Regions from separate parts of the Mus musculus genome. Here all the other regions are linked to region 2. The links are chromatin loops, found by intact Hi-C in ENCODE. Cell type or tissue: gastrocnemius. All regions are shown on one strand. Links, peaks and the distances in the headings refer to the core of each region. The heading gives the core; the rest is flanking DNA.

Region 1 (10,087 bases), core at 712-8,711, 100 kb before region 2:
CCACCACCACCCGGAAAAATAAATAAATTTAAAAAAAAAAAAAAAAGGGTCTCCTCTTCTCTGAAGAGACAGACTCGGTGGCTTTGAACTTGAGCTTTGCTGGTGAACATCGCAAAGTTGCAGGGTAACAGCCAAACAGCCACTGCAGAGGTAACAGGGAGCGCGGAGATGGCTCAGTTGGTAAAGCACTTCCATTGTGAGCATGAGGAAGTGGGTGACAATGTCAGGTTTGGAGGTGTACATGAAATCCCAGCACTGGGGAGGTGGAGGTAGGACCACCCCTGGGACTTGCCGATAAGACAAAGGAGGTGGATGGCGTTCTTAGGATGATGCTCAAGGTTGGCCCCTGACCTCCACGTGCATTTGAACTTAGGAGCATATGCATACATGAAGTTGTACGTGTACACATTTAAAAAGTGAACAATTCCACGGTTTGTTGTTTGGGGGACATGAGGTTCCATGGTGGAAATGTGATTTCTCTCTTCTGTGGCTTCTGTGGCTGTTTGCTTATCTGATCCTGTTTGTATTTTTTTTCCCTTCCTCTTTGTGTCCTTGTGTAGCCCGTAGCTCTTAGTGATCGAGAGGTGATCTCCCGGCTTCGGAACTGTGTAGTCTTGCTGGTAACTCAGAGAATGATGCTGTTCGACACCAGCATCCTGTACTGCTATGAGGCCTCCCTTGCGCATCAGGTACCCAGACTCCTCCCTGCGTGTGAGCTGCTCCTGTGTTTCTTCAGTGTTCCACTTTGTTTCCCATAACCCAGGCAGGAACTGGCCTGGAGGCAACCTTAATGAGTCCCTGCCATATTCATATTCCTGGGATATTTCCAGTCTTCTCAATGTCTAGCCCCATGCTAGGAATCTGATTTAGGATGGAGATGCCAGACAGGATTTTTTATCATAATAGCTTTCTACAGTTATCATGCCTGTCCCAAAATTCAGACATCTTTTACTTGACTTTTTTTTTTTTTTTTTTTTTTTTTTTTTTAACGTTAACATCATCTGGTGACTGACAGAAGAGCTCTGATGTCAGCTCTCTGAGAGCACCTTGCTGTCTGGCTTTCTGGAGCTGGGCTTGTGTGCTTGCTTGGTCGGATTGCATAATGCAGAAGGCGTATACTAGCCAGGCTTCATTCCCTCGTTCTAGCTGACTTGATGGGTATTTCTGAATGAACGAATACCGTTTCCTATTTTCTTCAGATCAAGGATATCTTAAAACCGGAAGTAATGGAGGAGATCATGCTGGAAACACGCCAGAGGCTTTTGGACCAGGAGGGATGAGGCCGAGAGCTGAAGGATGGGACTGGGCACCCCCTGGGCCAGTTTTGGGAGTGAAAACTCTGCCATGTGGTCCCCAAGGAGCATCTGACAAACACATTCCTCACCTGCAGTGGGGCTGCAGAGCCAGGCCTGTCTTTCTGTTCTGAGAGAAAACTAGGGGGAGGTAATGGTGGGTTGGGCTCTTGGGTCCCAGTAGTTTTAGGTCTTTCAGAGCACAGTGTCCCGGCCTGATGCTGACTTACCTTGGAATAACTTGGAGAATTTATGACTTCCAATCACCCCACACAATGTAATGCCCCATGAAACTGTCCTGGTAGAAAACATGGTGACCTGGGGATGTATCTCAGGAGTGGACCACTTCCTAAAATGTGCAAGTTCCCAAGTTCCATTTCCAGCCTTACCCTAACCCCAGAAAAAAGAAAACCAAAGACAAAGACATGGCAGTGCCATCGAGAATGGTCTCTTTCCACTTCCGCTCTGTCTCCTTTAATGCACAAGTGTGTGGTTGGAGAGAAGGTGGTGGAGTCAGGCCAGAGTCAAGTGGATATGAGAATAAAGGGAGGGCTGGTGAGATGGCTCAGTGGGTAAGAGCACCCGACTGCTCTTCCGAAGGTCAGGAGTTCAAATCCCAGCAACCACATGGTGGCTCACAACCATCCGTTACGAGATCTGGCGCCCTCTTCTGGAGTGTCTGAAGACAGCTTCAGTGTACTTACATATAATAAATAAATCTTTAAAAAAAAAAAAAAAAAAAAGAGAATAAAGGGAGGTAGCAGCCTTTGTTGGAGTCTCACCGCGTGTTCCGTCTGCTGACAGGTTCGAGGGATCCATACCCTCTACCTGGGCTTCCTTCCCCTTGTGTGTGAGCTGTTTCTTTAGCATCTCAGGTCCTCCTTCAGCATGTCCACCAGCAGGAACTGGCTGGCCTTTTGTGTTTTTCCCGCCTGTGAGAGTGGTTTGTAAAAAGCTGAGCCACTGGTGATGACGGAGAATAAATATTCTGGGCAAATAGTGGTTTCTGATGCTCTGATAAGAAAACAGAAAAAAACGAGCCAGGCGTGGTGGCACATGCCAGCACTGGGGAGGCAGAGGCAGGCGGATTTCTGAGTTCGAGGCCAACCTGGTCTACAAAGTGAGTTCCAGGACAGCCAGGACTATACAGAGAAACCCTTGTCTCGAGAAAAAAAACAAAAGAAAAAAAAGGAAGGAAAAAAAAAAAGAGAGAGAGAAAACAGAAAAACGAGTTGGGAAAAGCCAAGTTCTGTGTAATTGAAATGGTGATGTATTAACTTTTCAATAGTGATTCAAAGGGGACAGGATACAAGTCCTTGGCATAGAGTGCAGGTTTCCATGCTTGCTTTCCTTCTGACAGTTTAAAATGGCCTCGCCAGCATGGTAGGTAGCACGGCCTGTGATTCCATATGGGGACAGAAGCAGGGGATGAGGCCAAGCTGGGCTACAGAGAGTGGCTCACTAAACATTACCCATAATGGTGCCCTGAGTTACACTTCTTCAGTTAACATTGTTTTTCTTTCATGTTTATTTATGTGCATTGGTGTGAGTGCATGTGTATGGAAGTCAGGACAACTTGGATGAATCCGTTCTTGCCTGCCATGTGGGTCCCAGGGGCATCAGGCGTGACAGTAATCACTCTAACCCATGAGCCATTAAACTGGCTCAAAACATTTTTACTGAGGCTAGGGATGAAACCTAGCGCCTTGTTTATACTACTAGGCAAGGGCATCACTGAGCAATGGCCCAGTTAATTAACATTCTAAAAATTTGTTTGGATGCTGGGTATGGTGGATCTCTTGAGTTTAAGTCCAGCCTGGTTTACATAGCCAAGGTTATATAGAGACTGTCTCAAAAAACCAAAACAGCTGGAGAGTGGTGGTACACCTTTAATCTCAGTACTCTGGAGGCAGAGGCAGGCAGATCTCTGAGTTTGAGGCCAGCCTGGTCTACAGAGCAGGTTACAAGACAGCCAGGGCTACACAGAAAAACCCTGTTTCAAAAAAAAAAAAACCAACAAAAAACAACAATCAACCCAAAATAAATAAAGGCCCCAAACAACAAAAAATAATTTCATAAATGTGTACTGTATATTTTGATCATGTCCATCCCCCCAGTTTTCCAGGCCCAACTCTTCCTGGACCTCCAACAAGTCCCCCTTCCAACTTCCTTTCTTTCTATCTTTAGTTTTTTATTTCTTTTTTGGAGACAGGCTATTTCTATGTAGCCCTGGCTGTCCTGGAACTCACTATGCTAACCAAGCTAGCCTCAAGCTCACAAGAGACTCACCACCTTTCACCTTCCTCTTCTAGGTGCTGGGATTAAGATGTGCCTAGCTTTTGTTTGTTTTGTTTTTTGTTTTATATATATATATATATATTTTGTTTGTTTTGTTTTGTTTTGTTTTTTCACACAGGGTTTCTCCGTGTAGCCCTGGCTGTCCTGGGACTCACTCTGTAGACCAGGCTGGCCTCGAACTCAGAAATCTGCCTGCCTCTGCCTCCCAAGTGCAGGGATTAAAAGCGTGCGCCACCACTGCCTGGCTTGTTTTTACAATTTTCAATAATCTACCCACTCTAGTTAGGGCTGCCCAGTCTGTCCTGGTGACAGGAGCTAACTCATCTAACATAGCAGTTGTCATGTGAAGTCACATCGTATCCACAGCAGGAACAGGTGAATGCCTGTGCTTGCCTTTCTCTTCTGTACCCAGCCCAAGCTCTAGCCAGTGAAATGATGATGCTGCTTCCCACCTCACCCCAGTCTAGAAGCTGACAGTACAGCAGTCTGGAGGTCCGTTTCCATGGTGATTCAAATCCTATCACATTTACAATCAAGATTAATCATCATAGCACCATCGCTAGACAACTTTGCATATGTGTGTTTCTGAGACAGTGTTATAGATGACAACTTTTAATTTAACCCATGTTTGAGGGATCCACAGATAACTGAATTCCCTGAGTCTGCAACTTCAGGTGGGTTTGCCTTTCTCAAATTTCAGAAGTTTCCAGGTTGTCCACCTCTTTTTTTTTTTTTTTTTTTTTGAGAAAGGTTTCTTTGTGTAGCCCTGGCTGTCCTGGCACTTTTTAGACTAGGCTGGCCTCAAACTCAGAAATCCACCTGGCCTCTGCCTCCCAAGTGCTGGGATTAAAGACATGTGCCACCACTGCCCAGCAGTTGTCCACCTCTTACGGGGCTGGGAATGGGAGCCTGTCTCTTTGTCCTTACCTGTTTCTCCCAAGCTGTTGGCAAGACACTGAAACCCAAAAGCATCTTCACTGGATATGTGCTTTCATAGCCCAGCAGAGGGCACTGCTGGCAAGCTTAACTACAGTTGGTGTAAGAAAAACCTGAAATTTTGTTACTGAGCTTTGCTTTATGAAAGTAAGGATAAAATTAGATTGAATTGAACAACTTTTAATGAAAGTTATATGAGCTGTACAAGATGCATCAAACATTGCTTTAAAGCCGAGGTGAACTGCTGGGAGGCAGAGACTGACAGACCTTTTATGAGTCACAGGACAGCCTGGTCTATAAGATGAGTTCCAGGACAGCCAGGGTTGTTACCCAGAGAAACCTTGTCCCAAAAAACCCAAACTAAGCCAACCAACTAAAACCTGTCAGATACCTGCTGCGCTCTGCATTCTGCAGTTTGAACCCTTAAAGGTTTTCCAGTGTTAAAAAGTAGTGTATCTTATTTGTCACGGTGCCTCCTAGGCAGTCAGCTTGGTCAAGATGGCTGAATATATCCTTCCCAGCCAGCAGTCATCAGAAACTCAGTGAAGTGGATGGTGAACACAAGCTTCATACCTTTTTTTTTTATTTTATAATTTTATTTTTTTTTAAAGACTTATATGTGGTATAGTGTAGCTCTTTTCAGACACACCAGAAGAGGGCATCAGATCCCATAATAGATGGCTGTGAGCCACAATGTGATTGCTGGGATTTGAACTCAGGAACTTCGGAAGGTCAGGCAGTGCTCTTAACCACTGAGCCATCTCTCCAGCCCATGGGTTTCTAATGTGGTGGGAACCACCTTCTTTCGAGACTAAAGCTTTCAGATTCTGACAGCTCTTTTGGACCCACCAGCCAAGGTGCAGCAGGATGTGTCAGTCGTGGGTCTCTTTCATGCCCTTTTTCTTACAGAAACCAGTTGAAACACTCAGATTGGCATCCACACAGACTTGCACTTGCCCTCTCCAGCTTGCCCTGGTGGCTCACAACCATCTGTAAAGAGATCTGACACCCTCTTTTGGTGTGTCTGAAGACAGCTACAGTGTATTTACATATATATGTAAAATAATAAATCTTTAAAAAAAGAGAAAGAAACCCATGAAGAAGGAAGGAAGCTCGGGACCAGAAGGCCAAGCTTCAGTGCCAGTTCTTCACTATCCTGCAGCATAAGCATCCACGCGCTGGCCTGAAGAAACAAACAGTACTAAGACACACGAGGAGGAGTCTAGCTGCAGAATATGCTAAACTTTTGGGCAAGACAATGAAGGAGACCAAAGAAAAACCCCAGGGACAGATTTCCAGGAGATGTAGACTGTCCACACCGAAAGCCTCTCAAGTCAGTCAAAAATAAGTCTTTAGGAGGAACAGATAAGCTGGATGGTAGTAGTGCACACCTTTGATCCCATCACCAGAGCGGCAGGCAGGCACATCTCTGATTTGGAGGCCAGCCTGGTCTACAGAATGAGTTCCAGGACAGCCAGAGCTACACAGAGAAACCCTGTCTCAAAAAAGAGCAAATCCAAAAAAAAAAAAAAAAAAAAAAAAAAAAAAAAAAAAAAAAAAAAGTACTTCTCTTGGAGGAAAATTACAAGTGGGGCTTGGAGCTTATCTGAAAGAAAAGTGGGGTTGAACGCTGATGGTATGGGAGAAGGGTTCTTCTGCACAGCCCTGCAGTGAGGGGAGAGGCACGCCTGAGGCTGGGAAACCAAGGGCAAATTCATCTCAAGAATACCGGACAGTAAGCAACAATGTCCCTTGCTTTTAGGTGAGGAAGCCAATTTAGAGGAGAAACTGACACGAGTCCCAGGCAATTGAATGAAGGACGGGATGCAGCTTTAAGAGGGTGCCAAAGCCAGGTGTGAGCCCAGGGTGGAACAGCTGAAACTCCTGCTGACCCAGGAGTGTAGTTTGCTGCACTGAGACTGATTGTCTTCTAAGGGTGTATGGGTATTTTGTCTGCTTGTATGTCTCTGTACCACATGGTGTGCCAGGTCCCCTCCAAGGCCAGCAGGGCATCAGATCTCTTGGAGTTACATGTGGTTGTAAGTTACCATGTGGGTGCTGGGAATTAAAACCTGGGTCATCTGGAGGAGCAGCCAGTGCATTATAGCAGCTGAGCATCTCTGCAGCTCCCAAACTGATCTTTGGATCACTGCTTCTTTTGCCAACCGACTGCCTGCTTCTGCCTTTGTATTCCCGCAGGGTAAGAAGCACTATTCAGTGCTGTAGGCCAGCAGCAGCAGCAGGAACGGGTGCTTAGGAAATGGGTGCCCATTACCAGGAATGGTGGTGTAGCCACTTTGGTAGGGCACTTGCCTGGCATTCTTGAGGCTCTAGGTTCCATCCCTAGCACGGCTTACACCAGGCTTGGTAGAACATACCTGTAACCCCGGCCCTTGTGAGCTGGTTGCAGAGAGATCAGAAGTGCAAGGGCACTCTCAGAGATTAAGGGCAGCCTGGGCTGGAAATCCTCTCAAAAGCCCAAACTGAGTAATGTTAGTTCAAGAAATAGTTATTGAAGAGTTGCAGTTCCAGGTGCTGAAGGGTGGTTCAATCAGGAGCACTTACTGCTTTTGCGGATGATCTGGGTTTGGTGTCCAGCTCATAACTATGTCTCATCCAGGGGTTCTGATGCCCTTTAGAGTCTGTTAGCAACAGACATGATAGTGGTGCACATAAAGTCAGTCAAGTACACATACATGTTTATAAATAAAATATCTTTTTAAAAGTTGCAATTTGCTTGTTTATTTAAAGTTCAACCAGAGAATGAAAAATGTGGGTAGGGAAAGGAAATGGTTAAAGCAGGGACAGGAATTAAAAAATAGACTATTCAAAAGAAAGAAATTGGGGCTGGAGAGATGGCTCAGCGGTTAAGAGCACTGACTGTTCTTATGAAGGTCCTGAGTTCAAATCCCAGCAACCACATGGTGACTTACAACCATCTGTAATGTCATCTGGCACCCTCTACTGGTGTGTCTGAAGACAGCTACAGTGTACTTACATACACATAATAAATAGGGGGCTGGTGAGATCGCTCAGTGGTTAAGAGCACTGCCTGCTCTTCCAAAGGTCCTGAGTTCAAATCCCAGCAACCACATGGTGGCTCACAACCATCTGTAACGAAATCTGATGCTCTCTTCTGGAGTGTCTGAAGACACACTACAGTATACTTACATATAATAAATAAATAAATATTTTAAAAAAAGAAAAAAAAAAAGAAAAATTACAGTCATCAGGGTGAGCATAGATAGATAATCAGAGAAGCCAGGACACCTATTTGAAGACTGGCCGTACAATTTAAGAGAAACCTGGACAGCCAAACTGCAATTCAAATAATGTGACAATCATATTATTCTGTGAGTGAATTTATAAACTCCAGTTCTAAATCTGGGCACAAATTTTCATTTGCTTCACAGTATTTCAAGTGACTTTTGTTTCTGTTGTTTTGTTTTGTTTTGATAACAGTGTAGTCCGGGCTGTCCTGCAACTTGCTCTATAGACCAGGCTGGCATCGAACTCACGGAGATCCGTCTGCCTCTGCCTCCCGAGTGCTGGCATTAAAGGCGTGGGTCACTATCACTCAGCCACATGACTGTTCTTTACTAATCAAAATGCCATTTTCTTTGTTGAACAGTTATTTGGTACTGAGTGCTTCGGTAGAAAAGCCATGCTTTAGAGCAAGAAGTAGTGACTTTTAAAGGACACTTCAACCACAGCGATGAATGCTTCTCCATCTGTGTTGTGGGAACAGCATTGCATGTGGTAAAGCATTTAATGTAAAAGTAGGGATAGTGTGAGTGCTGTGATGAGTGAGCCCCTTTAGAAATGGGTCGGTCCCAGTAATAGGGACAATGATAACTAGGGGACCAGAGGATGAACTCTCCAGGTGTGGGGTAGTTTCTCAGACTTTTGAGGTCTGATAACCTGGACAAATTTCGACTTACCTTGAGTTTTAGGAGGACACGTGTCTCACCTGTGAAAGGATTCATAATAAAACAATCATACACGAATGCACGATCTCGCCTGGCACACTGAACAAATGCTGTTTCTTCAACCTCCTATCCCAAAGGATCACTCTCTCAATACTTCTTTCCAGGTTCCCATATTTGGGGCTTTCCCTAGTGAAGAGGAGATAACGCACCGGTCATCTTGATTTCTAGGATCGAGCCAAAGTTTCTCCCCTAACGAAACTCAAAGAAGTAATCCAACTCCGGTTCTGGAAAACTCCAATCCGTAGTTTTCCCCTGTCTCTGAATCTCCTGCGGTCTAGCTACTAGAGCAGTGAAGACTTCGGCTGACCAGAGTCCACCGTCTCCCAGCAGGCGGGGCCAGTTCTCTGTAGCTATGGGAGCTGGAGGCTTGGGCCTCTGCGAGCAGCCTATGGGCGCCGGGACTACAAGTCCCAGCATTCCTCGTGGCACCACCGATCGCTGCTAACTGTCGGCTCTCGCGCTCACTGGCTAACTGGATGGTGGTGAGGGTTATCACTGGTTATCGAAGACCAATGACAAAGAAGAAGGGGCGGGCGCTTCCTCATCTCTCACCTTGAGCTCAGAAAAGCTACCTTTAAAAGGTCGTGCGGAGCCGGGTTGTCGCAGGCAGTGAGGCTGGAACCCGAAGGTGCGGCGGCGTGTGGGAGACCGGCGCCTGTGGTCTATCGGACCTCGCTCGGGGAATTCCGGCGTCGCTGGGGGCGGGATCGGGGGCGGGGCCTGGCCTCGTTGTGGCGCGGCTCGTAATCCATTATGGCGGCCTCGGGGGTCGGTGTCTCTCCCTGAGAGGCGTCGGAGCTGGAACCGGGTGCCGGGTCCTGCGGCTGAGGACTCCTAACGCGGCACACACCCTCACTGGCTGGAGAAGCCGGGTTCCTGGACTGAGCCGGGCATGTGACTGCTCGGCGGCGGTGGCAGGGGCCGGTGCCGGGGGAGGGGTGTCTCGGGTAGAGACCCTTGGGCTCGGGGCAGCTGAGGCGCCGGGCCTCCTCCCCTGTGGCTGCCTCCAGGTTCCGGACCGCGGGAATCCTTCGTCCCTCCTAGTCCTGCTCTGGCTCTGGGACACCCAGAGTGGTCTCTGTTTCTCCTTACCTGGAACACCCTGTTTCCTGAGGAGGAGCGTCGCCCCCGAATAAGCCTCCCGCGCCCTGCCTGGGAAGTCTCTTTCTCACCCCGAGACCGCCTTTCGCTCGATTTCAACCCCAAGTTTGCCACGGAGTCCCTCATTCAAACCATCTCCCTGCTGTCAAGAGATCTTCGGGGCGTCCTCCCAGATTGCTTTCGCCGGCCTCCGATGTCCTGACTTCTTCCAATGTCACCTACAGCCCCCTTGGTCACAGTGCAGCCCAAAACTTTAATGCAAAGGAAAAGTCTGGATTGGTTTCACAGGCCTTTTAAAAAGCGGACTTAAAAGTTGCTGGTCATGCATTTCTTCTCGGCAGAGTGGAGAGCAAGCTCTCGATGAGATCTGTGTGACCCGTGTCATTTTTCCGGAGAGCAGGGCAGGGAAGTGAGAGCGGCAGGAAATTTGTTACAAGATGGAGAGACAGAGATAGGGGATTGGTTGACTTC
Region 2 (10,087 bases), core at 625-8,624:
CATCTTTGTTACGCTACTGGATTCATGCCTGTGTGTCATTCTTGCTCCACTTATTAAATTTGCTTTTCTCCTGCTTAGAGAAGTCTGTGTACCCACTTTCAGGTGTGTGGAGCCTGTGGGTCTCCTGCTTGTTTGAGTCTAGGGTGAGACTTCGGATAACTAGCTGCAGCCCTGCCTACAGTCTGTGTCTGGGAGGCTGGCACCCTTGTGATCTTTTCAGCATTTTCCTGGCGGCTCACACATTCATTTGTACCATATGAGCATCTATATAGTCCTCCTTGAACTTGCTCTTCGGACCAAGCTGGCCTGCCCCTGCCTCCAGAGCACAGGGACTAAAGTCATGTGCCACCATGCCCATCCATATGCCTCTCTGATTTCTTTCGTCTTGAGTATTCACATCCTCCTGCCTGTCTCTGGGACAGTGTGGTGTAGCACTGTGGTTTCAGTGCAGAATCAGTCTGTTACTGGTACATTTTAATTCCTTTTCTCAGCACTGATCAGATGCCTCACCAAAAGCAACTTCCAGAAGGGAAGGTTTGTGTATTTGGCTAGTCCTGGTGGGGCTGGCCTCTCGGTAGATGCTGCTGCTTGCTCATAGCCCAGAGGATGAAGAAGCAGAAAACAGGGAATACACTGGCTTTCTTTATCTCACTCCAGTACATCAGCCCATGGGACGTGCTGCCCACATTACTGGGCACGGTCTTCCCCACCCAGTCCATGCTGGAGAACCCATCACAGAAGCACCCAAGCTGCGCTTCATCAGGGAAGTGCCCTAGGTGTTTCCTAATTCAGACAGTCTAGCCACGCAACTTGCAGTTAGAGCCACTGCCCCAGCTGTGTTGGGTAAAGCTAGATGTTTATGCTGGGGAGTAGACTCTGGGGTGGTGGCCCTTTGAAAGAGCCCTCAGGCTACAAAGTGCCTTTTCCCCTGGAGCGGACAGCTTGCTCCCATCTGCTTTCTTTTTAACATAGCCAGCCAGGCTGTTTTAGGATAATCACTGAGGTCCACACTGAGCAAACATTGCTGTCTTGTCCCCAGAATCCTTTAGTCACCAGTCTCAGAACAGTGCAGCCAGGTGGATATAAGAGGCAGCTCTGTAGCTTGTGCTTAGGCTAAGTACTGCTCAGAGTGGGAAGTGTTGAGATCCCTCTGTCTAAAGGCTGGTATGTGTCTCAGTGTGGAGAGGCCTCTCCCATGGCCAGCAGCTCATCGAGCAGCTTGCTCTCTGCCCCTTCCTGGACAAGGTTCTATCAACTGTTGAAGCATTCAGAGCTTTTGGAGACTTCTCAGCCCTTGATGAGGCTTCTATCTGTAGAGAGTATATACAAGGAAGCTGTATTGGGTGGAATCGTGTCCCTAGAGTGGGAGATATGCGTCAGGATTTGGGAGGTACCACAGCTCTGGGTGGGATAGTGGGGCTCAATGCTGAAGAATGCTCCCCACATAGCTTTGCTTCGATGCAATCCTCTGATTACTTAAGAGAACATTTAAAAACAGTGGGAGGCACAGACTGGGACTGATAATGCTTATATTTTATTTCAAAATCAGCCAATCCTCAACCAACAAGTGGGTACAGAAGATCCTTCTGAAGGCCCAAGGGATCTCTGTTCTGTCCTCATGACTCCCGTTTCCCTCTTGAGGTGTTCTGTGCTTTTCTGAGGCCGTTTGGGCAGGGCTTCCTCCTGGGTGACTCTGCCTCTCTTGCCTTTCGTTCCTACTCCTGCAGCCACAGCCGTGTATTCCCGGCTCCCAAGAGCCTCAAAGCCTTTCCTTTTCTTGAAGTTTCCACAGAGTCCATTGTTCTCATGGTGAGAAGCAATAGGCTGGAATTAACCGAATGGAGCCCAGGCAGGAAGAGTTGGCCCCAGGGCCTCTAGGTTAACTGGGCTTTGCCTTCCCTGGGAGGGAACGGTGCTGTCGCCATTCTTGAGGAAGGAGCTGCAACAGGGTGGGAACAAAAGGGTTCCGAGAGGGTCTGTGAACAGCTCGGAAGACCTGGGTTCAGTTCTTAAGCACAGATGGCATGTGCCCATGGCTTGGCACCAAGGAGAGTCGGTATGGGGGTTTCTTCATGAACAGGAAGAGGCAGAGCCCTGGATGGCCATGCTGTATGCTTGTGGAGCAAGCATGGCACAGAACAAGTCCCGTAGGGTACTAGCTTCCCCTGCTTCTCTGAACACACCGTGAAATCCCCTTGCTCATCCTGATTATCACTGAAGTTCTGCTCAAAAAACTAGAGCAGGCAGAAGGCAGCCGCCAGAGTGGACGTGTGACTCTAGGAACATGGCCGGGATGGAGCCACAGTGTACCTGAGGGCAGCCGGCTGTAATATTGAATGATGCCATGTAAATTTTAGGTTGGAGAATGAGCTCAGTTATAGCTCTCTGGGGAGTGGCAGAGATGGGGAGCTGTCCCCCGAAACTGTACAGAGTACACTGTGTCTGCGATCAGCATTGAGGGGAGGGCTGTGGGCAACATTGTGTGGGTCTCAAGTTTATGGTGGGGCCACCTCACCCCTTCCTTCACCAGCTCATGTCCTAGTCTAACTTCCTGTGGCTCCAGAACGGTTCATACAGCCTCTCTAGGTGCTCTGAGGTGAGAGGGGCTTCTTCAGCCTGGAGGGTTCTGTGCTCAGAGGCAGCTTCTCACACAGAGACCACAGTTGTCACACAAGGGTGAGGAACACGTCTAGGCAAAGCTTGGTTGTCCTGGACTTTTATTTTAGTAGAATTATAGATTCAAATTTGGCTTGCCTGAGTTTAAAAAAAATGTGTGTATATCTTCTGGACAAGCAGAGAAGGGAGCTTGCTACCCCCTTGTGGTTATCTCCTTTGTAAGCCATAGAAAATAATTGTGTCTGTATTTGATTGCCACAGTGAAATAACCCGAAGCAGCTAATTCACAGAAACAGTTTTATTTAGCTCTTGGTGGGGAAAACTGAAAATTGAAGCAGCGTGGTACAGGTCCTTGGCCCAGGAGCAGTGGATTAGTGTAGTAGTCAGTCAGCTGATGAGGACAGGAACAGGCTTCTCATTGGAGAGGGACAGAAGGGCCGGGCTGACCCCTTTGTAACCCCCCCTTGTACTCTGGAGCAGGAGAACTCTGGACTCCCAGGAAGGCCTTAACCGCTCCTGAGACCACACCATTTAAAGCTTCCCCAGCACACCACACTGCTGCCTGGAGGCCATGCATACCGGCCGTCAGACAGCGGTGCCCAGCATAATATACAGCCTATGTATATCTTGGGCTTCCTCCTGCCTCCCTCTGTGCTATCCAGATGTCACCTTTGTAGTCACAGCCTGACCCTGTCTTACCAAGTATCAGCTCTCACAGAGTCCAGCACCCCCACAGCCCCCACTGTGAATTTGCTGCTGGGGCAAGTCAGGTTTAGTGCTTGCTGTGCCCAGAGCCCAGCTGTCTGTGTAGATGTGCATGGAGCAGTTCTTTCCCATAGCGCAGCAGCAGCAGCAGCAGCAGCAGCAGCAGCAGCAGCAGCAGCAGCAGCAGCAGGAGGGAACAAAGGTGGCTGCACTCCCATGGAGTGCTTTCTGCCACTGCTGCCCCAGTGCTGTAGCTCAGAGAAGCCTGAAAGTACTCCTACCTCATCTTCCTGTGTCCCATGTTGGAAAAGGCTATGCTGGCTCCTGGCCTGCAAGGTGCTGACCGAAACGTGGCTGGGTATGGAGCCACACTGTCCTCCACCCTGGTGGTAGCCTCATACTGGACACTGAGGGAAAACATTTAATTGGAGGGTAGGGACTAGAAAGATGTCTCTACAGGGTTAAGATTAAGAGCACTGGCTACTGCTCTTCCAGAGACTCCCAGTTCTAATCCCAGCACCCACATGATGGCTCACACCACTCTCTGTAACTCTAGTTACTTATCCTGGCCTCCAAGAGCACCAGGCATGCGCATGGTGCACATGCATGCATGTGATTACCATACTCATAAAACAAAAATCATTTAAAAATTAATTAAAAGTAATAAATTGGAGATTAAGGAGGGGAATGCTGGGTAGGGTTTAGCACTATCTATGCCCTGGGGCTTTTGAGTTCTACCCCTGCTAGAAGAAGCTGCTACAGGAGACTCTAAACAGTGTGTAAAGCCTTTCTTTCCCCCTAGGGTTTAGCTCTGTGAATAAGGACTGTTCCCTCTTCTTCCTCAGCTGTACGTGTCCTCCGAGAGCCGCTTCAACACTCTGGCTGAGTTAGTTCACCATCACTCCACGGTGGCTGATGGCCTCATCACCACACTCCACTACCCAGCTCCCAAGCGCAACAAGCCCACTATCTACGGTGTGTCCCCCAACTACGACAAGTGGGAAATGGAGCGCACCGACATCACCATGAAGCACAAGTTGGGTGGAGGCCAGTACGGGGAGGTGTACGAGGGCGTTTGGAAGAAGTACAGCCTCACTGTGGCCGTGAAGACCTTGAAGGTGGGTAAGGGGGTGTGTCTGCTGTGGCTCGGCAGCGCCTCAGGCCTCCTCGGCATTGGCTCTGTGTGAGGCTGAGTGTCTTCCATCTGTGGCTTTGCAGATGGTGAGCACTGCCCAGTGCTGAGGATCGGGAAAGGCTAGTTATTAGAGGACACTTGTTCTGTAGCTGTGCTCTTTCAAAGCCTGCCTTCTGTTCTTGTTGGGTGACATGGAGGCTGCATCCCTGTGGGAGCTGAGAGAAGGAGGCACAGAGGCTGAACTGGAGGAGAATCCTGAGCCGAGTCCCATGTGGACTTCTGTGGGCTGATAGGAAAGGCAGGTGTGTGGCGTCCTGGCGTGCTTTGGTTCTCTCACATGCAAACAGAAGCAAGTCCTGCGTGTCACTAGGCTGTGGCCTTCCTTGAATCACAGGGCCACACACTTCTCCACTGTTGACCCACGTGTCGTGTTTGCAGGTGGTTCATGTTCCTCCTTGAAGATACATGATCCGAGCTTGTTCCTGTGATGAGAGTGCCCCCTAGTGTTGCACTATATTGCTTGCTTGCGCATGTCTTGGATGGACTCTGATAACCTGCTCTCCACTGACTGTGTACTTGTGTCTCAGCTCAGCCGTCCAATACATCTGTCAGCCCCGGCTCTGCCAATAAGAGACAGGAAAATAGAGGCTGGGACTTTTAATTGCCATAATAACTGTTTAGAGCAAGGCTGCATTACAGAATGAAAAGCAGCTTCCAGTCATCATATTGAGCATTTTCCTTCCTTTGGCTCCGTGGCAGAGCAGCGCAGGGGGAGGAGAGGGGCAGAGGGGGGATTGCCTGGGGGACTCTTGGGCATTTTCCAAATTCAGCTTTTTAAAATGTCATGAGTTCTTCACATGTGTTTGCCAAACAGGCTCAGTCCTGGGTGCCCACATTGGACAGACATGGACAAATCCCTGATGATGGCAGCATAGGGGGTCAGGGTGGTGCCAGGCTCTCCTGTGCGGGGAGGAGCCAGTGTTGACTGCACTGGATAGAACGGTGTGAAGCACTGCTGTGAGGAAGGGCAGAGGTCAGGAGAGACACTAGGAAGCCCTAACTGAGGAGGAGGAGGAGGAGCCACTGAGAGGTAGGCACTCAGGGTGCCATGAGTTTAGCAGAGCAGAGGGTTAAAGTGCTGCTGATCCCCTGTACACCAGGCCGCAGTGCTTGGAGGGCGAGGTGCTGCTGACAGGGATTTACAAACACAGCCAGACTTTGGAAAGCATTGGGCGTCTAAGATTCAGCAAGGAGGGGAGGATTGTTTGAAACCCTTCAAGAGAGGGCAGCAAGGCCACTCAGTAGGTAAAGTCTGAGCCTGACACCTCCAGGGCTCTCTTAACCCACATGGTAAGAGAGATCTGATTCCCACCACACGTGTGCCATGACACACACTCTTCACACAGCACAAACAAATATATGTAAAAATCAGGACATTAAAGAAGGTGGGGGTTACACAGCTGGAAGGCCCCATTGACGGGCAGTGCTGCAGCTGTGCATAGCAGGAAGTCCTCCAGAGGAGGATCTGTTCTGGTGTTTTCTCTTAAGACCTCAGCAAGTTTCTGAGAACCTCCTTAGTGTATGCACCATGGTTGGTAAAGAGCACTAGGGTCTGTTGGGTGGGTACGTAGGTAATCCTGCATGGCACCTGACCAGAACAGGGCAGGGCACTCACTCTGGAGGTGTGTTAACTCAACACACACACATGCAGCTTGCTAAATAAACTGCCCCCACGCGGCCTAGCCCTGCAGGAGTGAGGCTCTGCCGTCTGCTATCCATTTCTCAGTGAGAGGCGTAAAGGATTTTGGCTCTTGACCTCCTTGGCAGAGTTGAGAACCACACAACTTACAGAAATGGTCAGTTGCTGAGTTAGTGTAGCCTAGTGCTCTGAGTGTGCGATGTACAGGTCGATACAGCAGCTCCTTCACTCGTGGTACTGAGAGACGCGCGAGCACTAAGGCATCGGCACTAAAGCTGTGGGTGCTGGAGCCCTGAACCAGGACTCAAACCCAGGCACCCAGCTCCCAAGCCCAGCTCTTCACCATCTCCCTCCTTTACAGTCTTACCTCTCAGACCCCATGAAAATAAACATAAGCCTCAGTTCTGCCCCTTAGGAAAACCTTCCTCCACATCCTGTGTGTCAGTGGTTCTCAGCCTTCCTAATGCTGCAGTCCTCAACACAGTTCCTCACGCTGTGGTGACCCCATATACAGTTACTTCATTGCTACTTCAAAGCTGTAATTTCGCTATTGTTATAAAGTGTAAATATCTGATATGCAGGATATTTGATATGTGACTCCAAAGGGATTGCAACCCACAGGTTTAGAAAGACTGCTTCGTGGACTCCCCTTGCTGTGAAACTCCTCTCAAGAGAGTCCTGCTGGCCTTCAACGACCTCCCAGAGCATTGCTTCCTCCCATCCTTAGCCAGCAGGGGGCGCATGGCCTGCTTGTGTAAGGCACTCGCTTCCCAGTGCCCGTGAGAAGACAGTATTCATTAGAAAACCTTCCAAAAGAGCCATGTGCTTGTTCCATCCCTACGGCCAGAGGTAACAGCCACTGCAATTGGAGTGTGTCCCCAATCCCTGCTGGCCAGTCACTGAAAACAAGTCTAGAGGCTGAGGATGTGGCCTGGCTCACAGTACTTGTCTAGTATGCACAGAGCCTGGGATTTGATCACTAGCATGGTCTACAGCTGGAATCTCATCTCTTGGAGGGTGGAGGCAGGGGGAGCAGGAGTTTGAGGTCATCACGTGAGCCCTTGCCTATAAAAGGAAAGACAGAAGAAAAGAAAGATTCACAGAAGAGTGGGGTGAGGGTTGTAGGTCATTAAGTTGCCAGGGTCTCACACAGCAGCAAAGCCAGGTCAGCATAACTGACAAGCCATCCTCTTAGCCTCCCTATAGCACTGACTCAAAGTTCCTGCTGTCTCCCACAAGGATGGAGCCATGCAGGCCCCGTGAAGGGAGCGGTTGAGCCTTCTTTTCCCGACAAGCATAAGCACGAGGACTAAGGAGAGAAAGGAAAATCCTCCCAGTGTTTCTTCCACCTGAGCCTTCACAGTTCTGTTTGACTGTGTAAAAGGAAAATGTCTTCAGAAGGACGCCATGAGTTAAAAAATAAGCAGAGGGACCTCAGGACCTCACAGATTACAACGAGGAGCTTGTTTGGGGTTTTTTTGTGTGTTTTGTTTTGTTTTGTTTTGTTTTTTCGAGACAGGGTTTCTCTGTATAGCCCTGGCTGTCTTGGAACTCACTTTGTAGACCAGACTGGCCTCAAACTCAGAAATCTGCCTGCCTCTGCCTCCTGAGTGCTGGGATTAAAGGTGTGCGCCACCATGCCCGGCTGTTTTTGTTTTTTAAAGATTTGTTTGTATATTATGAGTGCTCTTACCTGCATGATAGAAGAGGCCATCAGATCCCATTACAGAAGGCTGTGAGCCACCATGTGGCTGCAGGGAATTGAACTCAGAACCTCTGGAGGAGCAGTCAGTGCTCTTAACTGCTGAGCCACCTCTCCAGCTCCCTGGTCTTTTAGTTTGTCTTTTAAATTTCGATATTTAAAAACATTAGGTTACAGTTTAAATGATTAATTGAATCATGTCTAATTCCAGCAGGGGGAGACAAACTCACACTTTTTTGTGAAAGGAAAAAGACCCCACAATTGCCCCATAGGCGATGTGTGTGTGTGTGTGTGTGTGTGTGTGTGTGTGTGTGTGTGATGGAGACAGACATGCAGATAGACAGGAAGGAATGATTGCACAGGGTGTGAGTACATGTGTGAGAGGCGGTGGGGATCTGCAGTCAAAGCAAGAAGATGCTTTTAAATAATTCTGCCTTGAGATCATTGGTCTTCTGGATCAGGGTACGTGGCTCCACAACAGCTGAGATTTCTGATGATGAGCCTGTGAGGTGCACTGCTATAGAACAGAAAGGTTTAGATGTTAGACAGTATCACTGGAGAGCAGTTGTGTCAAAGCCAGTTGTATTGTGCAGCATTGGCTCCTGGCTCTGGCAGGTATCCATGGTGTGTCACCGGGTACTTCAGAGTGCTGCACACTAGAGCCAGACTCGCTTTTGGGAAGCTGAGGAACAGAAGAGACTTGAAGAGCCCAGCAGCCAGTGGTGGGCGGCATGGGATGAATGTCCTCCGCACAGCTGGGCAGCAGCAGCCGCATGCTGTGGTACATGAGAGCAGCCCATGCTGTTAAAGAACAGTAGACAGCATCTCCATAGTCTTTTAGAACCCATGTTTGGTGATAACACGTCATCACGCTGGCTCTGGTCGTGATTTGCTTCTCATTGTGGCTGACCAAAGCGGAAAAGCACCAAGAACAAAAGCACACTTAGCATGAGGTCTGATGAGGCTCTCTGCCCAGGGAAGCTGATTTTCATGAAACCTCTTCCGTACCACACAGGCAGACTCCCTGCAGACACCACATGTGGCCTACTGTCCTTGCCTCCAGAGCCTTGTTCTTGCAGCTAGGGAGACCCTGCCACTCACTGTTGCTGCTTCCTGCTTGTGGGAGTTGATTCAAAGCAACAGTGGCTTAGGTTTAAGGAGGCCGAGGAGTACAGACCACAGCCCTTCAGACTCAGCCTGGAAAGGGTCCATCTCTGGCCCTGTGTTGTGTGACCTACACAGATGGTTCTCTGCGTGCTCAGAGAGCTGCTGGTAAGACTGATTTAGAATCTGGGTGATTGACCCCCTAGTCAGTGATGATTGCTTCATTAGGTGCTCATGGCAGTGCATAACTAAGTAGCTCAGGGTCTATCTGACCTGTGAGGCACTCTGGAAAGTGGATCTCTCAAGCCAGCTGCATTTCAGATTCTTCACACTGTTTCCTCTTTTAATGTTAAGGGTGTTGGGTCAGGAAGCAAACAGTACTTGTAAAAATAGTTCTAAGACCCCACAGAAGGTCCACAGCAATACCAGGCCACTCTGACCTATGGCCCATTGACTCACTGGGCCAGACAGGATACCTGACAGGAACATCTGAAGGGAGAAAAGATCCAACTTGGCTCATGGTGTCAAAGCTTTCAGTCCACCACTGCAGAAAGCATGGCAGAGCGGCTGTTCTTTGGTGGCAGGAGTGTGTGACACAGTTGTTCCCATGATTGTAGCCCAGGAAGAGAACCAGAGACTGGGTCTGACCTTTCGAGACCTGCCTGTAATGAGAACTCCTCCCAAGCAAGCCCTAGCTCCTGAGGGTTCCACAGCCTCCCACAATTGCTCCGTCAGCTTGGGGGCAGCTGTTCACAACATGAGCCCTGGGTGAGAATTTGCCCCACAGGAGTCTTCACATCACCAGGACAAGACTCCTTGAGCCTCTCAAGGGCAGTGTATCCAGTGCTCATCAGAGGCAGTGGCCTAGACTGAGGGGAGGTTGTCACTGCCTTAGCCCTTGAAGCTGTCTTCCCTCCTAGGCACTTCCTTGCTAAACAGATCTCATGCATCTGAACTTCCCTTCTGCAGGAGGACACCATGGAGGTGGAGGAGTTCCTGAAGGAAGCGGCGGTGATGAAGGAGATCAAACACCCTAACCTGGTGCAGCTGCTAGGTAACCAAGCACGGACTCAGAAGAGGAGCCGCCACTGCTGGCTCTGCAGGGCTCTGCTCCAAATGTCTGGCT
Region 3 (10,087 bases), core at 627-8,626, 64 kb before region 2:
GCAAGTGAGCCCTATAGAAGAAACCCTACATCTGTGGCTGCCGGCAGGGTGTCATCATGGCTGCTCCCCTGCTGCCCTCTGGGTCAGCTCACTTTTCCTCTGCAGCCACCTGGTCTCTGTAACTTTATCAACATCCTTTTCTCCAGGTCTCTCCCTTAGTCAGTGCTGATCTTAGGTATGAGTGGAGTTCCAGCCCCTCTGCAGCCCTGGCAATCCTGTTTGCTGTAGCCGTCCTTTTCCTGGTAGCATAACCTTGTGTCTGCCTTCTGTTCTGTCCCAGACCAGAAGTCACACCAGTCCTGCTGGAACTCACTTTGTAGACCAGGTTGTCCTTGAACTCAGAAATCCTCCTGCCTCTGCCTCCCAAGTGCTGGGATTAAAGGCATGCGCCACCACTGCCCAGCAGCTCTAGGCTTTTAATTCTGGAAGAGCTGCAGATTGTATCCGTCCTCAGACCAGCCACAGTTCAGCTCTCCAAAACCCAGTAACATGTGCACGTATGTGTGTTCACTTTTTCAAACTGAGCATGGCCTTTGAGCAGAAGTTACCACCTTCTTTGGCCAGGGAGTAGTGATGCACAGCTTAAATCCCAGCACCAGAAGGCAGAGGCAGTTGATCTCTGAGTTTGAGGACAGCCTGGTCTACAGAGCAAGTTCCAGCACAGACAGGGCTACACAGAGAAACCCTGTCTCGAAAAACAAAACAAAACAAATTTGCCACTGCTTTGGAGCAGAGATAGTTTTTATATAGAAGAAAATATTAAAACACACTTTCTAACATGAAATTCAGTCATCAAAATGCATACTAAGGGGCTGGAGAGATGACCCAGTGGTTAAAAGCACCGACTGCCCTTCCAGAGGTCCTGAGTTCAATTCCCAGCAACCCACATGGTGGCTCACAACCATCTGGAATCAAATGTCCTCTTCTGGTGTGTCTGACAGCTAAACTGTCCTCATATAAAATTTTTAAAAATGTATACTAAGGAGATCTGTCTAGAACAAATGATTTGGCTGAATTAACTAGTAGATGGCAAGATCCCATCTTTAAAGAAAGGGGGGGGGGAAGACAATTAAACTTAAAAGCTTAAAAATATCCATAATAGCCGGACAGTGGTGGCTCTCCCCACATGCCTTTAATCCCAGCACTTGGGAGGCAGAGGCAGGTGGATTTCTGAGTTCCAGGATAGCCTGGTCTACAGAGTGAGTTCCAGGACAGCCAGAGCTACACAGACAGACCCTGTCTCGAAAAACAAACAAACAAATAAAAATTCATGATAATTTTATTTACTGGTTGATAATATCAGGGGGATATGAGAACGGGAGCTTGCATGGAAGCTCAGGCTGCCCCTAAAGTAGTTTTGGGTTCAAGTGATCCTCCTGCCTCAAACTCCCAGTGTTGGAATTATGAACACATACCAGCCACATCATTCTGTCTTCCCTGTCCTCTTCCTTTTTCCATGAAGTTGTTCATTTAGCAAAATACCCTTACTTCACAGGTTCTCCAACTGAGAATACACAATTAGTTATCACTGCCTGTGGGTGTGGGGAGGGTCTCTCACCAAGCAAACTGTCCTAATAAGCTCTATGCTACTAACAGAGGCAGTCTGCTCCATGCTTTCCACGAAGTTGTTCATTTAGCAAAATACCCTTACTTCACAGTTTCTCCAGCTCCAACAACCAGGTGACCCCTCCCCTCCCTGCCCATCAAAAGTCAGCATCGGATTTTTGGAAAAAGTGTCACATGGATCATGACATTTTTCTGGTAATACTGGGGATGGAACCACGGCTGTACATGCAAATTAAAAGTGTGTTACCACTATGCTACCTGTATCCTGACCACTCATAAAGATCTTCTTCACTAGATTTTTCTCCCTCACAGCCAGCTCTGTTCTTTTCCCAAGCATGTCTCTTAACATGGGAGAGTGTACCCTGGACACCCCTCAATAAAAACTGCCTGGTTCCTGCAAGCAGGAGAGCTTAGAGGGTCCCCTCCTCAAAGCTGTAGTTTTATTTATTTTTATTTATGTGTATGTGCTTGCTTGTCTGTATGTGTACCATGTGTGGGCAGTGCCCACGGAAGCCAGAGGAGTGCATCAGATCCTCTGGAGCTGGAGTTGCAGGTAGTTGTAAGTGCCCGATGTGGAGCTGGGAACTGAACCCAGTCCTCCATGTCACACACCACTCCCAGCTTCCCCCTTTCCCTTTGATTTTTGGTGGGCAGGGAGGGGAGGGGTCACCTGGTTGTTGAAGTTGGAGAACCTGTGAAGTAAGGGTATTTTGCTAAATGAACAACTTCGTGGAAAGCATGGAGCAGACTGCCTCTGTTAGTAGCATAGAGCTTATTAGGACAGTTTGCTTGGTGAGAGACCCTCCCCACACCCACAGGCAGTGATAACTAATTGTGTGTTCTCAGTCTCATTAAGCTCCTACCCTAGTCTCATCCAGATGCCCTGGGAACCCTCAAATCAGCCAAGTCACAGTGGTCAAAAAGGGTTTTGGATCTGGCTAGAGGAGTAGTAGTAAGTTTGGTACTGGCCAGGATGGTCAGTCGTGGTGGATTGAGGGGTCCCTGTGCTCAGGGATCCATTCTGAAAACATGGATTAAATACTTGTGTTGGAAGCGATACCTGACTTTCTCTTCAGAATCCTTTTGAATTAAACTAGAACCCCAATTGCAGCTCATGTGCAACAATGGCATTGAACAACTGAAGTACTAGGGGGCGGGGGCGCTAGTTCTGTCGCTCTCAGCCCTGCCCATACAGCAGTTGATGGGAAGTGGCCTTATGGGAGTGGCTTAGAAAGGTGTTGCCAGTGCTCATGGAGCCTCCTCAATATAGAGAGGACTGGGGACATAGATGTGTGGATACGGTATGTGCAGCACAATTCTTTGAGATGGGAATATGTACAGTGGAGAGGCCAGGGTCTTTTTCAGTGAAATTCAGCAACAGATATAAAGAGACAGACAGTGCTTAGTGTGTGACCAGATCAGCAAGCTGTAACATGATGGGGAATTACAAAGTTCATAAAGACCAAAGGCTAACTAGAGCAGGTTGCTCCATGGGCCGCCCAGTCAGTTGTTGTTTAACTTTTATAGAATGTAACTTCCTTGCCTTGTGAAAGCACAGTGGGCATTGAGTTTGGAAAGCTGAACTGTCCCTGTCTTTACTGCATTTCATTTCAAGGTTCTAGGGTTATTGATATACAGCCCCCTGCCACCAGTCTCACCCCCTGTGCTGCTTTGTGTAGTTGACAGATACAGACAGCATGAAATTGCCATACATTCTGGACACAGGACAGTCCTATCAGTCACCCTAAAAATTCCCTGTATGGGCATCTGTGGGCATCCCTTTCTCTACTGATCTGTTCCTGTAGCTCTGCTTTTCCCAGAATGGAAAGTCATGCACAATGACTTCTGAGCCTTGCATATTTAACGCATCAGAATGAGCCCTGTTCTGGCTGAGCTGTGCTTCTCTGGGTGGGTGTGGTAGGGTGTGAGCACCCTGGGGTGGATGTGGCCTGGTGTGAACTGTACTCTTCAGGTGGATGTGTATAACACAGGCATCCACTTAGCAGCTGCAGGGTGGTGCTCCAGGTTCTCAGCTCAAGGATGGACTAGCAGCTTTTGCTGCTCCATTCCTAACGGTTGTGATTCTTTATTTCTTTAACCCTAGAAGATCATTATGATATATAATGTGTGCCAGGTGGTGGTGGCATACCCTTTAATCCCAGCACCTAGGAGGAAGAGGCAGGTGGACCTCTGAGTTTGAGGCTAGCCTGGTCTACAAAGAGATTTCCAGGACAGCTAGATCCCAGGTACACAGAGGAACTCTGTCAATTTTTTGTATTTTTTGCATTTTATAGGAGAGAAGGGCAGAAGCCCATGGTTCCAGACCTTAAAACATCAAGCCCACTCTTCCTCTGCTACAGTTCCATGCTGCAACCCCTTGGGCAGTTCACTGGCAGTGTAGCCCGAGCTAACACGGGAGTGAGGGGCACAGGATGGCTCTTCCAGATGGGGATAGGTCATCTCTCTAACTGGAGTTTGCTTATTAAAGCAGGACTCACTGGGCGTGGAGATGGCTCAGCTGGTAGAGGCACTTACCACCACACACGACGACCTGAATCCTACACCTACACTCATTCAAAAACAAGAGGTTTCCTGTTGCAAAGCTTTCAATAAGACATGGCTAGGTGTTGTTTCTGCACCATGCTAGGATCATATTCTAGACTTCCCACTTGCTAGGCAGGTGCATGCTGCTGTGCTACACTCCAGCTGCGACTTCAGATTGTGCTAGGCCTTGTCACCCTTTCAAATGTGACACAGCCACTTAACTGTGGAGCATGCACTAAAACCATTCACCACCTGGTGGCGTTTTCTTAGAAAACAAAATTAGATGTTAGCATTGAGTATTAGGAATAGAATTGATTAGGAGCAGTTTGTATTCTGTACATTTAAAGTGCAAGATTTTGGTTTTTGTTTGTTTTGTTTTCTTGGCTCCGTGAGATACTGAGCTGTCAGAACATAGACATACTCGTTCTTTTAGGCAGCTATCACACTCATATGAACTAACTGGTGCTGAGCTGCTCAGAGCTTCCCAGTGTCTACATTCAGAAGTCTGGGCTTACCAGGAAGACGAATGCGTCCATAAAGAAAATTCTGTGGGTGTTTCTTCAGAACCTGGTGTGTAGGGAGAGCAGCGGACACACTAGTTCTCCTGGGTAACGGGTGTGTGTTTTGACTGTTATGTGTTACCTACACACATCTGTGATCCCAGATTCACTCCTGTTCCCTGGTGCCACCCAGCACCTCACATGTCATCCTCACACTCCAGCTTCATCTGCATAGTTGATGCCCTTGCCACCCTTTCCCAGATGGCTGCCTGGGATCCCATTGTGCTAACTATGAGCAGTGTTCATCTCTCCATTTTCAGACCCCAGCTTGCTGGAATCTCTGGGTAGTGATGGCCACTTCCTGCCTGTTTAATTTAAGGCTCATAGGCTGAACACCATGAGCACTTGTCTCTGTTCACCATCTTGACTCAGAATCCTGCTTGTCCTTTCATGTCATGCTGTAACTGGATAATTACTGTGTGTGTTGGACAGAGACACAGGCCAGGAGGTCTGGAGGAGCCACCAACTTATTTAGAATCATTTCAGATCCCTTGTGTTTTGCAAAGTTGACATTTTCTCTTTGAAATTTTAAAAGAAAAGGTCCATGATAAGTAGGAAAGAAGAAAATTATCCAACAGAAAAACATAATTGGGACTTAAGTAGCAGGCGTTGATGTTTTAAACAAAAGTTAGAATCTCTTCTTGTTCACCAGACAGCCCCACTGTCCTAAGGGGATCGCAGCTGCCAGGTGAAGGACAGCCATCTGCAGTTGCAGTGATACAGTGGAGATGTGTGTGCAGCTTTTTAAGATGATTAAATGGTAGTTAATGGCAACAGTGATCAACAGAGAGGAAGGAGGAGATCCTGGAAATGCAGCTGCTGCACTTCAGAATCATTATTCATGATGATAGAACTGTGTACTATGAAAATTCCATTCACCTCTGCCTCCCTGCTGCCCCACTGGCTCCTGATTCAGAGCTGCTGATATGTAGGTGATGAGGTACCAACTCCACTTCAGAAACCCATCCAGCGAGCCTGGAGACAATGGCAAGACACCAGTCTCCAGTCCCAAAGTGTAAAGGGCCTAAGCCTGTTGAGCCCTGTCCTACACTAACCCCTTATGGAGGAAGGAGCTTATACACTTATGGAGAAAAAGTGAAAAGAACAGTTCAGGGACCGTGGGATGGAGCCGTGGGAAAAGGCAGTTGCTCTCATGTTTGAATCCCAGAACCCACATGGTAGAGAGAGATTTGACCTCCATGTGTACTGTGGCACACATATATGTGCACACACACACACACACACACATACAGAGTTAAGTGTCAATGTTTTTAAATGTCTGGACAAAGTAATGGCTTCATCACAGCATCTTCCAGAGGCAGTAGTGTATTTGTGGGTACCATGCCTTGAGTACCCAAATGAAACATAGCATAAATACTGTATGTATAGTCTCTTATGTGGAGAATGATCTTGAGTTTTTTTTAAAAAAAAATCATACTCTAAACTGGGTATGCTGGTTCATGCCTTTAATCCGAGTACTCAGGTGGCAGAGTCAGGTGGATCTCTGTGAGTTCCAGACTAGCCTGGAGAGTTCCAAGACAGCCAGGGCTACATAAATGAACCTCACTCAAAAAACAAGCACAATTCATACTGTAAACCAGGCGTGGTAGTGTACAACATGCCAGCACTCAGACAGGGAAATGAGTGTGACGCCAGCCTGAGTGGCTCTCTCCTGGAGACTGACTTTGGTGACAGTAGGGTTGGTTAGAAAACCCTTGAATGTTAGATCTTGAACATGAACATGTGTGGGATGATTAATTTAAATCTTTTTTTCCATGTAAATAGGACATAGAATTGGGTGTGTGGTCTGTGGTCTGACCTGCCCAGTGTGGGCTCTCCATTGTTCAACTGCTTCCGACTTCTGAGGGAGGGAGGGAGGGAGGGAGGGAGGGAGGACCCGTGGTACTCTTGGGCAGTTCTAATCTACCACCAGGCTGACTGCAATGGATTTCAGTGGGGAGTTAGAGATGGCTCTCCTACCTAGTGTTCATTAACCTGCAACTGTACTTAGATGCACCATTCATACTGGAGTCAAATGATAGCTTTTGTTTTGTTTTAAGAGGGTTTTGTTGTTGTTATTGTTTGTTTATATTTGGCAGGATTTCATTATGTAGACCAGGTTGGCCTCAGACTCACAGATCTGCCTACTTCTCTGCCTTTTGAGTGCTGGGATTAAAAGGTGTGTGCTACCATATCTAGCTTTGAAAATAAATAACATCTTACTATAATGAAAACTGAAAGGATGATTCAAATTCCTGCCTGAAGTATGTCTTTTATATCGCCAGCTGAGTCATTTTCTCTTAGTGTGTTCTCAGAATGTGCAATTTTGATACATTTGAAGACCAGAGAATTCCCTGAGGCATTCCTCCTCAGCCATCTAAATCTCTGCTGCCTTCTTCTTCTCTAGTCTGGAAATGAGGCTCTGGGCAGGAGATGAAAGAGGAGGGACAGGATAGCATGGTGCAGGGACTGTAGGTGTGACCTGTGTGGGGATTTAATGAGTAGTCCCTTAGGACTGACTGCTTCTACACATTTACATGTGGATGTTTTCATGTGTCTGTGCACCTGAAGATAGCATGTGAGTTAATCCTTAACATATGCAGTGGTATTTCCTCTTTTACTTCATTTTGAAAACTTCTGGCTATAACCACTAGTGAATTTCATGACCAAGGACCAATCCTAATTGGCCTGACTGATAATGACAGAGCACAGGCTGTAAAGTGTGTCCACCAGTCTTAAACCCAAGCCTTCCTTTAGCATGATGGATTCATCAGTTGCTGGTCTACTTTAAAGCATCATACCTAGGACATATGAGTATATATAAACATATACCCATGGGAGATGACTCCTGAGAGATGCTGGACTGGACTCCAGAGAAGGGTGAACCTTTCCTGAGGATGTCAGGAGGGGGAGGTTGGACTTGTCAAGACCATTTCTTTCTTTCTTTATTTTTCTTTCTTTATTTCTTTATTGTTTTTTTCTAGACAGGGTTTCTCTATGTAGCCCTGGTTGTCCTGGAACTCACTCTGTAGAACAGACTGTTCTGGAACTCAGAAATCCACCTGCCTCTGCCTCCCAAGTGCAGGGATTAAAGGTGTCTGGGGAGGGCCACCACTGTCCTGCTATTACATTCAAGCCATTAAAGGTAGTCTAGCTCTCCTGTGGAGTTGAAGACTGAAGTGAGAAGTGACCCCTAGCTTATCTTTAGGGTTGATGCTTTGTAAATTAGTTGTGTGGGGTTTCATTTGTTTGTTTTGCCTCCTTTATATGGATCCCAGGGAGCAAATGGTCGGAGGGCGCTATCTGCTGTGTGGGATACTGCTCACACTGCCTATGGGCAGCCTCCTTTCCTTTCTTTTTTTTCCTTTCTTTCTTTCTTTTTTTTTTTTTAAGAATTATTTGTTTATTTATCTTATGTATATGTACACACAATAGCTGTCTTCAGACACACCAGAAGAGGGCATTGGATCCTATTACAGATGGGTTGTGGGTCATCTGTAATAAGTTGTGGTTGCTGGGAATTGAACTCAGGACCTCTGGAAGAGCAGTCAGTGCTCTTAACAGCTGAGCCATCTCTCCAGCCCACTCCTTTCCTTTCCAACTCACACCGAGGTGTTTAATAGCAATAAGGGGAACCAAAAGATATCCTTAAATACAGAGTTCTAGAATAGCACATTTCATTTGAATAGACTTCTGGGTAGAACATTAAGTTATTGAAACTGAAAATTATAAGGATATTTTTTATTTTTAGGTCATTATTTTTAGTTTATGTATATGAGTGTCTTCCCTGCATGTATATATGTACACCATGTGTATGCAGTGCCTGAGAAGGCTAGAAGAGGGTATTGGATCTGCTGAGACTAGAGTTAGAGACAATTATGAACCACTGAGTGGATGCTGGGGATCAACACAGGTCCTCGGCAAGAGCAGCCAGTGCCCTTATCTGCTGAGCCATCTCTCCAGCCCCTTAAGGGTGTCTTCTAAGGCGAGAACTCAAAATGAACCCTGCATGCCTGTGTGTGTTTTTTGAGATAAGGTTTTTTTTGTCCTTGTGTAGCCCTACATGCTCTGAAACTCACTATGTAGTGTCTTTGAATTTACAGAGATTCTCCTGCATCTGCCTCCCAAATAGTAAGATTAAAGACTTATGCCACTAAACGTGTGCGTGTGCGTGTGCGTGTGCGTGTGTGTGTGTGCGTGCACATGTGCTTTAAGAAAATATATGCAGAGAGAGAAAATTCAGTCTGGCAAGATGGCTCAATGAGTAAAGGTACTTGCTGCCACGCCTGATGACCTGAGTTCAGTCTGGAAACCCCATGATGGAAGGAGAGAACTGGCTCCTACAACTTTTACTCTGACTTTTTCCTGTTCTCTAAGTTTTGTCTGTTTTTCAGAGCCATTTTAACTTAAAATCTACATTATTTCATGTTTTAGAAGTTCCTCTAAAGTCAGGATGAATAAGAATGTAAATAGTTGCCGGGCGTGGTGGCGCACACCTTTAATCCCAGCACTTGGGAGGCAGAGGCAGGCGGATTTCTGAGTTGGAGGCCAGCCTGGTCTGCAGAGTGAGTTCCAGGACAGCCAGGGCTATACAGAGAAACCCTGTCTTGAAACCCCCCCCAAAAAAATAATAATAAAAATAATTTAAAAAAAAGAATGTAAATAGTTTCATTTACAGACATTCCATGAGTGTCAGAAATTTATCAGGGTTGGGCCTGCTTAGTACCTGAGTAGAAGAAAGCCATGGTTTTAGCACGTGGGATGATGGAATATGAATTTAATGTGACCCTTAGAGTCAGATCCAGTGAGGTACAATGTCCTCTGCACTCTCAGGTTCATGTGCTTGTCTGAGGCATGGTAACTTAGTAGGGTTGTAGGTTTATATCCACCTTCTAGCTGTGCATAGAGAATTTACAGCGAAAAACAGAACCACACAGCTGTGGTGTGCACCTCAGAACTCTCTTGAGGAGAAAGTGGTCCAAAGTCAGCTACCCCTGTGCTTAACAGTCTCTTACTTATCAATTCTGTGCCTGTATTTCCTGCCTTTACCCAGCCCCCTGTTAAAAATGGTGTCCAGAGCCGGGCGTGGTGGCGAACGCCTTTAATCCCAGCACTCAGGAGGCAGAGGCAGGCAGATTTCTGAGTTCGAGGCCAGCCTGGTCTACAAAGTGAGTTCCAGGACAGCCAGGGCTACACAGAGAAACCCTGTCTCAAAAAACAAAAAACAAAACTAACTAACTAACTAACTAACTAAATAAATAAATAAATAAATAAATAAATGGTGTCCAGGTGTGTCTTGAGGGTGTCAGATCTTCTGACTAGGCCCTTTCCTGTTGGTGTTTTTCTCCAGAACTATAGTCTGTTCTGGCTAGTGACACTGTTTTGATTTTTTTTCCTTTTGTCTCTGTCCAGGGACC

What was found. Peaks named below come from ENCODE experiments on the same cell type or tissue, not always from the same donor. Only the 100,000 strongest peaks of a DNase experiment are listed, where the experiment ranks them.
Region 1: it touches region 2 in a loop (7-fold over the local background); 33 of 42 quality-filtered maps call a loop at or near these places.
Region 3: a loop joins it to region 2, with 4 times the contacts of the local background. A loop is called at or near these places in 18 of 42 quality-filtered maps.

What each region holds. Positions count from the first base shown.
Region 1 is chr2:31,679,291-31,689,377 of GRCm38, forward strand. It overlaps Exosc2 (exosome component 2), which reads left to right. Exons shown (of 9, transcript NM_144886.3): 8 at 561-689; 9 at 1,200-2,062. The coding sequence ends at 1,280. It overlaps Gm13427 (predicted gene 13427), which reads right to left and starts at 9,179. Exons shown (of 4, transcript NR_153862.1): 1 at 9,068-9,179; 2 at 8,468-8,641; 3 at 2,075-2,224. It also overlaps a transcript of Abl1 not described here. In gastrocnemius, for the core only: CTCF peaks have their summits at 1,958 (motif pointing left) and 4,603 (motif pointing right); a DNase peak (open chromatin) is centred at 4,592; H3K4me3 peaks cover 475 bases; H3K27ac peaks cover 298 bases.
Region 2 is chr2:31,780,341-31,790,427 of GRCm38, forward strand. It overlaps Abl1 (c-abl oncogene 1, non-receptor tyrosine kinase), which reads left to right. Exons shown (of 11, transcript NM_009594.4): 4 at 4,167-4,439; 5 at 9,931-10,015. Among named protein-coding and RNA genes, the nearest start is that of Qrfp, 25 kb to the right of the region's middle. In gastrocnemius, for the core only: CTCF peaks have their summits at 2,807 (motif pointing left), 4,956 (motif pointing left), 6,880 (motif pointing right) and 8,061 (motif pointing right); DNase peaks (open chromatin) are centred at 4,399, 4,954, 6,896 and 8,171; H3K27ac peaks cover 4,303 bases.
Region 3 is chr2:31,716,639-31,726,725 of GRCm38, forward strand. It overlaps a transcript of Abl1 not described here. Among named protein-coding and RNA genes, the nearest start is that of Gm13427, 33 kb to the left of the region's middle. In gastrocnemius, for the core only: a CTCF peak has its summit at 4,355; no DNase peak of the experiment used is centred there.